2 separate regions of the Homo sapiens genome follow, and region 2 is linked to region 1. A link is a loop called in an ENCODE intact Hi-C map of the cell type or tissue named here. Cell type or tissue: A673. All regions are shown on one strand. Each heading gives the region's core, and the rest is flanking DNA. Links, peaks and the distances in the headings are about the cores only.

Region 1 (5,390 bases), core at 93-5,092:
GTGTCAGGATGTGTTACTCTTAGGAGGGAATGAGGTGCTGGTTACATTGTTTCTTAATCTGGGTATGTTTGCTGTGAAAATCTATAGTTAGTTTATAATTTGTATACACATATATATACAAGATATTTAGTAAAAAATGCATGCATTTACTATTTGTAGAAAAGTATCCCCATTATACCAGCATGATGGATTTTGTTTTTGCCATTTGATAAATGAAGAAACTGAGATCTAAGAGTTTAAGTGACTTGTTGAAGGCCACATAGTAACAGGTGACAGAGCCAGGCTCTAAGCAGGCCTGTCTGGCCACCAGGACCATGGCTTCACACTCTCCCCCTGGGCTCTGACAGCTCCTCCCTGCCAGGTCTCCAATTCCTCTTCTCTTTGGCCACAAGTGGAGCTTTCCATGGAGAAACTTTTGTTTTTTGATAGGACAACTACAGAGCTAGAAGGCCTTTCTCCCACCTAGATTACACCTGGGGAGGATCTGCGGTGCAAAGTTTTCATAGGCCTGGTCTAACACTGTGAGCAGCTCTATCGCGTTAGCTGTGGCCCTCTCTGTTGCTGGCAACTTCAGCTCCAAATTCCTCTGAAAGCTTCTGTAAGGGGAGCAACATTTGAATAGTTGGATGGTGTTCACCTGACAGAATCTAGCTAAAAATAAAAAAGAGGTTTTAATGAGATGCCACTGGTGGCATAATATTAGCTGATTGACACGTTCTGGTTATTTCGGTGAAAAGAAACATTTAAAGCATAGCTGGCCCTGTTGTCCAACGTGGCAGTAAATTCTGGTCACTCATTAGTACAGTTCGAGCTAGAACAGGGGGTTATGCAAGGAAATAACACCGATGGCAGCTTCTACCCTGAATACAAAGGAAAGTGATATACAGTGATTACGTGAAATCGAGACATGCTTAGCACAGGAGAATTGGATCAATGCTGCATCAAGGCTGATGCTCTCTCTCATACACAGGAGAGGTTAGTATGAGAGTCAGGCCAACATTCAGCTGGAAAAACACCCAAGCTATGTTTGGGCTGAGATCCCTAATGTGCCCTCCATTTGAAAATGCATTTTTCAATGTAAGTTGATTCGTTGAACTGAAATAGAATTTTAAGTGCAATATTGAGATCTTCTGAATAAATTTACTGGAAGTTCTTGAGGTTTTATTTCTCTTAGGGTCAGTCTATTCCTAAAGTGCTCCTTTTCATGTGTACGTGTGTTTTTGAGTGTGAAATAGAAATCGATGAGTTTGGCTTAGTGGTCAGGATGTAAAAAGGTGTGGCCATAGAAACCTGAATCTTGACAAGAACACTTTGCCTCGGGCAAGGTTTTAGTTTTTGGCACTTCCTGTTTGGAGGTTCTAGACAAGAAGGTTTCCCTGTCTCCTGAGGGTCCTGCTGGCTGAAAAGGGTTCCTACAGGACCAGGCATGCTTTGACACAGGGGAGGCATTTCTCAAGGGTCACATGGATTGACTGAAAACGGGGCTCTAATTTGCTTAGGGAGAAAAAAACTCAGCAAATATTAATTAGTATTTTCTACTTAATTTTTAAATTTAGAGTTATTGAGGGGAAAAGGCATAACAGGAAGAAAGTAACAGAGCCTCTGGATCATACACGGTAGAGATACTTTAAATGAAAAATGACTTCCATCACGAGGTTAAATTCTTTTTCAGCATCTCTTCTATCACAAAATCTTCCAAAAGGAGATGTTCCATCTCCACTCAAGATGGACTTATTTATTCACAAAAGGTGGTCCACTAATAAACTTTTACTTTGAGAGCACAGAATTTAAACTTTTATCGAAATCTACTTTCCTTAAGCTAATTTTGCCAATTCATGAGTGGAATTTACAGTAAGGACTAAAGTTGAGGGTAATATATTCTTTGGTATAAGGTTGGCTTTTTTCTCCCTCAATTTTTTTTTATTGTGATAAAATACACAAACGTAAAATTTACCATCTTATCCATTTCTAGTGTACGGTTAGTGGTAGTAAATACATTTATAATATTGTGCAACTGTCACCACCATCAATCTCTACTCTTTTCATCTTATAAAACGGAAACTCCGTATCCATTAAATAATAACTCTCCATTCCTTTCTTCCTCCAGCCCCTGGCAACTACCAGTATAAGCTTGGTTTTATAAGATTTACAAGAAATGGGTATATGAGACTTGAATGCTGATTTTTAGGAGAATGAGAAACTATTCCATTACATTTCTCCATTTTAAAAATTAAGGAGGAAGAAAATTCTTTGCTTTTAAGCATGTTGGGATCTCTGGGGACAATCGGAGAAAGGGTTTTGTTTAATTGGATCTGAAATGGAGTGGCTGAGAACAGAGGGAGCCCTATTCATTTAGGCAAAACAGAGACATCTGCTGGTGGATTGGCAGACTTACTTTTCCACAACTTACAAAGACCCCTGAAAGGGTCGTATTTGCAAGACAGGGACAAATCTGTCACCGTTTTTGCTGTCTCGATTTTTAAAGAGCTGTTGTCTAATCATGGAATAAGAATGTTCATAAAAGAGAAGAAAATGTACATATGCAATTTACTAAGCTATGTTGCTTTGGTAAGACTTTTCTTGACTACTTTCTTTTCTTGACTATACCTGCATTGAAGAGCCAGAATTCTTTCAGAAAAGGATCACCAAGCTGTGGATTAAAAGGTGAACTTTTGCCTACACCTTTCAACCCACAGCTTGTGGCAAAAGGGCCCTCAACTCAAGAGCAGTTCCGTGAGAAGGGCTCACTTATTCCTAGACGAGCCAAACCGCACCCTGCTGTGTATGGCTTCTCGGGTAGGAAGTGTCTGGCTGGGGTCTAGCCCAGTTTCTCTGTGGGCTAGCTACTTAATGCTCAGCATGTTATTTTTTTTTTTTCTTGAGATGGAGTCTCGCTTTGTCACCCAGGCTGCAGTGCAATGGTACAATCTCGGCTCACTGCAACCTCTGCCTCCCGGGTTCAACTGATTCTCCTGCCTCAGCCTCTCGAGTAGCTGGGATTACAGGCACCCACCACAACACCCAGCTAATTTTTTTTTTTTTTTTTTTTGAGATGGAGTTTCGCTCTGTCGCCCAGGCTGGAGTGCAGTGGTGCGATCTCGACTCACTGCAAGCTCCGCCTCTCGGGTTCACGCCATTCTCCTGCCTCAGCCTCCCGTGTAGCTGGGACTACAGGCGCGCGCCACCACGCCCGGCTAATTTTTGTATTTTTAGTAGAGACGGGGAACACCCAGCTAATTTTTGTATTTTCAGTAGAGACAGGGTTTTGCCATGTTGGTCAGGCTGGTCTCAAACTCCTGACCTCAGGTAACTGATCTGCCTCGGCCTCCCAAAGTGCTGGGATTACAGGCGTGAGCCACCGTGCCCGGCCCAGCATGTTAGCTTTCAAAGGGCCTAAGCAATACCCATTTTATATGGATTAAATGAGATTTGAGATGCAAAGGTCAAGGATGGTCGATAAGGGCCAGTTTCTTCCCTTCTCACAGAGCCTTCCTAGCCACAGTCACTATCTCTCAGTTGGGCAGGCTCCTCTAATCTCAGAGATGATGCTGTGAGAATGCTGGCTAGGATTCTCAACTCCCTGAACCAGCGTGTCCTTCTGTTAGCTCAGACACAATAAACACCAAACAGAATTCATCACCTCTATATCAGTTCGTTTTTGCGCTGCTGATAAAGGCACACCTGAAACTGGGAATAAAAAGAGGTTTAATTGTGCTTATAGTTCCACATGGCTGGGGAGGCCTCAGAATCGTGGTGGAGGTGAAAGTCACTTTTTACGTGGTGGCAGCAAGAGAAAAATGAGGAAGAAGCCAAAGCGGAAACCCTGATAAACCCATCAGATCTCATGAGACTTACTCACTATCACAAGAACAGCACAGGAAAGACCAGCCCCCATGATTCAGTTACTTCCCCCTGGGTCCCTCCCACAACACGTGGGAATTCTGGGAGAAACAATTCAAGTTGAGATTTGGGTGGGGACACAGCCAAACCATATCAACCTCCAACTACCTCCCTGACCTCAAATGGCTTTGAAGAAGCAAAAAGGAGCTATTCTTGATAAGAAATTGAGGCATCCAATGCATTGCCAGAGCCTGTTTATGTCATTGGAAGCATAGGTGGGTGAAGTTGGGGCCTTGGTTTTCTTTTCTTTAGGATGGGGACAATAACACCCCTTCTCCCAGGTTTGCGGTGAGGATGCAGCGAGGTAAGCTCACAGGCTTGGTCTCGAGGTTACCTTGTAGGTACACTTACCTCATAGCCCCAACTAGTGAGCTCATAGCCCCAACTGGCCTGGCCCAGAGGAGGTACTCAGCATGGCTACTGAATTTTTAATAACATATTCTCACAGCTGTGTCTTTTCTCCATTTCTGTTGTCTCCAGGCCTGGATTAATGCAGCCTCTGCCATATTGGTCTCCAGGCCTTCAAGCCGCTGCCCTCTCCCACTGTTCTTACAGGCTGTTGGCCAAGCTAATGCCCCTTAAGTTCACTTCTTGTTGGGCTATTTCCTAGTCAAGAAACCAGACAGGCTTCTTAAACAACCAACCAAGCTCCCTAGCCTGTGTCTAAGTCCTCTGTACTCCGACTCTACCCCACAGTATCCAAATTTACGTCTTGCTAATCCCTGAGGCACAGTTTCCATTCCAGGCAGAAGGTCTCTGGGCACACCTTCTATATTTTGGCCCCAGGCCTTTGTTTATGCCGTTTCCCTTATCCTTCAGTCTGGCCTCTATCTTCAGAAGTAGCTTAAATCCCACCTCCACTGTGACCTTTTCTCTAATTCTACAGCCTAGGATGATTTTTCCCACAGGCTAATTCCTATTGCTTTAATACAACCAAATTCCTATTTGGATAATAAATCCCATGCTGCACCCATCAGTTAGAATTTAATTGTCCTAGAATTTTTCTTATAAGCATTGTGAAGTAAGGCTCTGTGCTGCTTTAACCTCTCTGTGCCTCAGTTTCCTCTTCTGTGAAATGGTGATGATCATAGTTCCTGTTTCATAGGATTGTTATAAAGATTAAGTCAACATGTGTAAAGCAAGTGTCTGGCCCCTAGTAAGTGTTTAACAGTGTTAGCTATTATTATTGTTCTGGGAACATAAAAAAGGGATCAGTGCAGCTTGTTTGATTATTAGGCATGTTTGTGGGGAAGCCATCAGGTGCTGGACGAAGGCTTTCACAGCCGTCTGACCCAATATTGTGTATCTTTTAAATGGCACATTAATTCATCTGACAAATATTTATTGAGTGCCTACCATGTTCCAGGTAATACTGTACTGTAGGTGCTGGTCTTAGCTTTGTTTATTTTTGTATATGTGGCCAGCTAGCTATTCATATCTTGAAAAAACAGTGTAGGTCAAATATGGTCATCAAAGGGGCTTTAAGTTCA
Region 2 (5,390 bases), core at 117-5,116, 190 kb before region 1:
CGAGGTCAGGAGTCCCAAGACCAACCTGGCCAACATGGTGAAAACCCATCTCTACTACAAATACAAAAAATTAACCAGGCATGGTGGCACATACCTGTAATCCCAGCTACTCGGGAGGCTGAGGCAGAAGAATTGCTTGAACCTAGAGGGGGAAGTTGCAGTGAGCCGAGATTGCGCCACTGCACTCCAGCCTGGGCAACAGAGCGAGACTCCATCTCAAAAAAAAAGAAAAAATATATATATAATCATTTCTGCCTCTCTTGGTATAATGTCCTTATGCTGGGGAAAGATATTTTATTCTGTGTCTTATGGACTATCTTCTCGGTTCTTTGTATTTAGGGCTGTAACGGGAGCATTTGAGGAACATTTTGCTTTCTTGTATTTGTGGTAGATGTACTACTACACCAGCTTCATAGGGCTGTTGTGGAGTTTAAATGAAATAACCCGGGTAAAGCTCTTGTGCTGGGTCAACAGTAAGTGTTCAGTAAATTGTAGCTATTATTATAACTTGATCCTTTTCTCCAATCTCTCCTGTCTCGAAGCTAAGTGCACTTAGTTACATACACTAAGGAAAGCCACCTCCACCCCCTGTCCTTCCTCCATCTCTTGGGAAAATTGCAAAATCCACAGAGAGTAAAAATGGAAGTTGCCTGGACTTGATGTTCAGAAATTTTAATTAACTGATAATATACATAACATTGTGTTCAAAAACACTTTGCCTTTACATTTACATGAATGGTTCTGCCTTCTTGGGAAACCTGTCACAGGAAATATTTGCAATGTAGGGAAGATAGTTTTTATCTTTCATCAAGCAACTAATAATGGGATGTAAGAAAAAATCTAAACAAATGACAATTTGGATTTTGATTTCTGATCTTGTGATTATAATTACTGTTTCTTCAAAAGAATGAAATATAGATTAATGGTGAATAAAATAACCACTCTTGAATATCAATCTTATATAGTTTTTCAAAATATTTAACCTATGCACGCCTCTCCAAAAAAGACTAGAAAAACGTTTTGAGTGACCTTACCTGTTTGTAAGACGAAAGGGTTTAACTTCTCATCCATCCACCCACCTCCTTATTCTTGTTAGTGGACTACTGTTCTCCCAGTTAACACCCCAAACACGCTAACTTTGGCACTTCCTTTGACCCAATCCCTTCCTTTGATCCACTCAGGTCCAAGATCCATACATTTCGTCTTGGCCAGATCATGGTGGAACTCACCTTCTGTGTTCTATTCTCCTGCAGACACTCTCAACTCTCAGAATCCTACAGTAGCCTCTCTACAGTGATCCAATTTACTGGTTTTTCGAACGCCTTTAGCATCAGAACCCTTTCTTCAAATGAACCCCATTTATAAAACAAAGAAAAACACAATTCCATTACTATACGTTTATCTGATGAATTCAATTTTGTAGCATTTGCTAATTATAGAGAAATCAATGACCATTGGAAACTGTTTTGTTGAACACCAAGATTTGAAATCAGGGATTTGTGAAAGATCGTTGGACTCTCCTATCAGTTTCAACATCCCATTTTTTTCCCTCTATTTGATTGCTCAATATTAACAAGATTCCAATCTACTCAGAGAAATATTTGCAAATGGTAACAATTCAGACATATGAAAAAGGAGTAGTTGAAATTTTTGTTTCAAAGTTGAAGCACTAAGGGCATCTCACATCCTCACATTTTATCACTTACAGAAGTTGCAAGTAAGAAGACCAATCCTCACTGTAAATGCTAAAGTGTCTATAATGGGAATTATCACCACACGACTTGCTACATGTTCATTTGGCTTTACACGACTGACAGGAGCACACACCCAAGCAGAGGTAGGCACCTTGCCCAATATTCCCCAGGACCACCAAGGGATGCTCTGCAGTGATGTCCTGCTCATTCTGCTCTACCAAAGTAACTTCATTCCTGGGAAAGAGAAAACAAAAACAAAAAAGCCCTTGCATTATCAAAAGCTACATTTTAAGGCCTAACGTGGTGGCTCATGCCTGTAATCCCAGCACTTTGGGAGGCCGAGGCGGGCAGATCACTTGAGGTCAGGAGTTCAAGACCAGCCTGGCCAACATGGTGAAACCCCATCTTTACTAAAAACTACAAAAATTAGCCAGGCGTGGTGGCGCACACTTGTAGTCCCAGCTACTGGGGCAGCTGAGGGAAGAGACTCACTTGAACCTGGGAGGCAGAGGTTGCAGTGAGCTGAGATCAGCCACTGCATTTCAGCCTGGATGACATAGTGACACTCTGTCTCAAAAAAAAAAAGAAGAAAAGAAAAAAGAAAAAAAAAAGCTGCATTTTAAAAGCATTGGTTTCAATGGTGAATTTTATTTTATTATTATAAACTAAAAATAAATTGGTTGATTAAAACTGACAAAAACAAAACAAACCTTAGCCATTACTGAGCATATCAAACATAAACCCATTCCCAATCATCTAATTTCTAAGCTTTTGATATAAATTGCAGTATGGTATAATTGGCACCAACACTCAACCAAAGAACAAGAGACCAGTAGAGAAGCCATCTTCTTGCATGGAGAAGCTGGGTTTTTTTTGTCTTGGGTGGGTTTGGTTTTCTTTAGTGCTCTGCATATAGCCTTTAGTACCTGTACACGTGGTACTAGTTCTGGATATTGGGTGCATTATAGTCTATAACCATGTGGAGGTAGTAGAGTACGGTGGTTAAGGCTCAGGCTCCAGCGCTGAAAAGCTTCTGTCTAATCCCCAAATTCTTTAGGCAAGTCACTTCATGTCTCTAAGCCTCAGTTTTCTTATCTGTGAAATAGTACCTATCCAACAGGGTTGTCATTACGAAATAATAGATAGAAATTACTAAGTCCAGGACTGCAGCAGAGTAGGAAAGAGCTTCATAAACATGATTTTGATGTCGTTGTTTTTAGTGCACAGCTCATCTTTCCTAAATAAATGGTTGCATAATATCCAAATCTCTTTATGACAACTTTTGCAGAAGAAAGTATACTTATACTCATTTATACAATTTTCTGTGAATGGACATACATAGGACTAAGTTTTTTTTTTAACAACCAACCTATGTATATGTATGAAATTCCTCTGAAAGGATGAACTTTGGTGAGGAGAAATAAGGAGGTAAGGGCAAACATGAGAGGAAGATTGCTTTTTAATGTATATCCTTTTGAACCATTCAAATGTTACGTAGAGTGCATTCAACAATGTATAAACAGGCCAGGCGCGGTGACTCATGCCTGTAATTCCAGTATGTTGGGAGGCCAAGGCCAGAGGCCTGAACCCAGGAATTCAAGCCTAGCTTGGGCAACATAGTGAGACCTTATCTCTGCAAAAAATAAATTAAAAAAAAAAATAGCCAAGCACAGTGGTGCACACCTGTGGTCCTAGCTTCTCAGCAGGCTGAGTTGAGAGGACTGCTTGAACCCAGGAGGTGGAAGCTGCAGTGAGCTGTTATCATGCCACTGCACTCCAGCCTGGGTGACAGAGTAAGACCCTGTCAAAAAAAAAAAAAAATATATATATATATATATATATATACACACACACACACACAGACAATATATATATATTTATATATATACTATATATTTCTCTATATACACTATATATAATATATAAATATATGTATGTATATATTTATAAGATATACAAATATATGTATGTATATATTTATAAGATATACAAATATATGTATGTATATATTTATGATACACAAATATATGTATGTATATATTTATAAGATACACAAATATATGTATGTATAGATTTATAAGATACACAAATATATGTATGTATATATTTATAAGATACACAAATATATGTATGTATATATTTATAAGATACACAAATATATGTATGTATAGATTTATAAGATACACAAATATATGTATGTATAGATTTATAAGATACACAAATATATGTATGTATAGATTTATAAGATACACAAATATATGTATGTATAGATTTATAAGATACACAAATATATGTATGTATAGATTTATAAGATACACAAATATATGTATGTATATATTTATAAGATATACAAATATATGTATGTATATATTTATAAGATATACAAATATATGTATGTATATATTTATAAGATATACAAATATGCGTATGTATATATTTATAAGATATACAAATATGTGTATGTATATATTTATAAGATATATAAATATATGTATGTATATATTTATAAGATATATTTATATATTTTCTATATATTTATACAGAAAATAGAGTATAGTACATAAATAAATATTTATAAATATTTTATTTATATACACAAATATATATATCTATATACACAAAGAGACAAGCACTGAAGGTATTGTAGGGGCAGCAAAACTCCACCTCTGTCCTCTTTTAGGCTGGGCTGGAGAATTAAATTGACGTAAGACAGATTAACAGGATGAAAGCATGCAAGTTTATTTAATACAAGTTTTACATGGCATGGGAGCCCCCATAAGGAAATGAAGACCCAGAAGCAGTTAAAGTTATTTTAACAAGGTCTGTACAGAAGTTTCTCAGTCTCAACTTTCTATCCTTGATAAGAATGCTGCGGGGGTGGCCAGGTGCAGTGGCTCATGCCTGTGGTCCCAGCACTTTGGGAGGTCCCAGCCGAGGCAGGAGGATCATGAGGTCAGGAGATCAAGACCATCCTGGCTAACACGGTGAAACCTCGTCTCTACTAAAAAATACAAAGAAAAATTAGCCAGGTGTGGTGGTGCACACCTGTAGTCCCAGCTACTTGGGAGGCTGAGGCAGGAGAATGGCGTGAACCTGGGAGGCGGAGCTTGCAGTGAGCCGAGATCGCGCCACTGCCCTCCAGCCTGGGTGACAGAGGGAGACTCTGTCTCAAAAAAAAAAAAAAAAAGAATGCTGTGGGGGTTTTGGGGGGTTTCGTTTGTTTGTTTGTTTGTTTGTTTAGAGACAAGATCTTGCTATGTTCCCCAGGCTGGACTCAAACAATCCTCTCACCTCAGCCTCCCAAAAAAATGCTGCATCTTTCACATGAGAATTTCATCTCCTGCTTTTAAGAAACTGAATGAAGGTCGTATTCTTTTTTTTTTTTCTTTGAGACAGGGTCTTTCTCTGTCACTCAGACTAGAGTGCAGTGGCACAATTATGGCTCACTGCAACCTTGACCTCCCAGGCTCAAGTGATCCTCCCACCTTAGCCTCCCAAGTTGCTGGGACTACAGGCACAAACCACCATGCCCGGATAATTTTTGTTTGTTTGTTTTGTTTTGAGACAGAGTCTTGATCTGTTGCCAAGGCTGGAGTGCAATGGTGCAATCTCAGTTCACTGCAACCTCCCCCTCCCAGGTTCAAGCAATTCTCCTGGCTCAGCCTCCGGAGTAGCTGGGATTACAGGTGCCCACCA

The links. Peaks named below come from ENCODE experiments on the same cell type or tissue, not always from the same donor. Only the 100,000 strongest peaks of a DNase experiment are listed, where the experiment ranks them.
Region 2: a loop joins it to region 1, with 2.2 times the contacts of the local background. A loop is called at or near these places in 26 of 110 quality-filtered maps.

Annotation. Positions count from the first base shown.
Region 1 is chr7:26,088,118-26,093,507 of GRCh38, reverse strand. All of the region lies in intron 1 of LOC105375199 (a long non-coding RNA gene), which reads left to right. Among named protein-coding and RNA genes, the nearest start is that of NFE2L3, 61 kb to the left of the region's middle. In A673, for the core only: CTCF peaks have their summits at 1,431 and 2,386 (motif pointing left); DNase peaks (open chromatin) are centred at 2,347 and 2,787; H3K4me3 peaks cover 883 bases; H3K27ac peaks cover 483 bases.
Region 2 is chr7:26,282,530-26,287,919 of GRCh38, reverse strand. No RefSeq gene overlaps it. Among named protein-coding and RNA genes, the nearest start is that of SNX10, 6.6 kb to the left of the region's middle. In A673, for the core only: a CTCF peak has its summit at 2,661; a DNase peak (open chromatin) is centred at 2,689.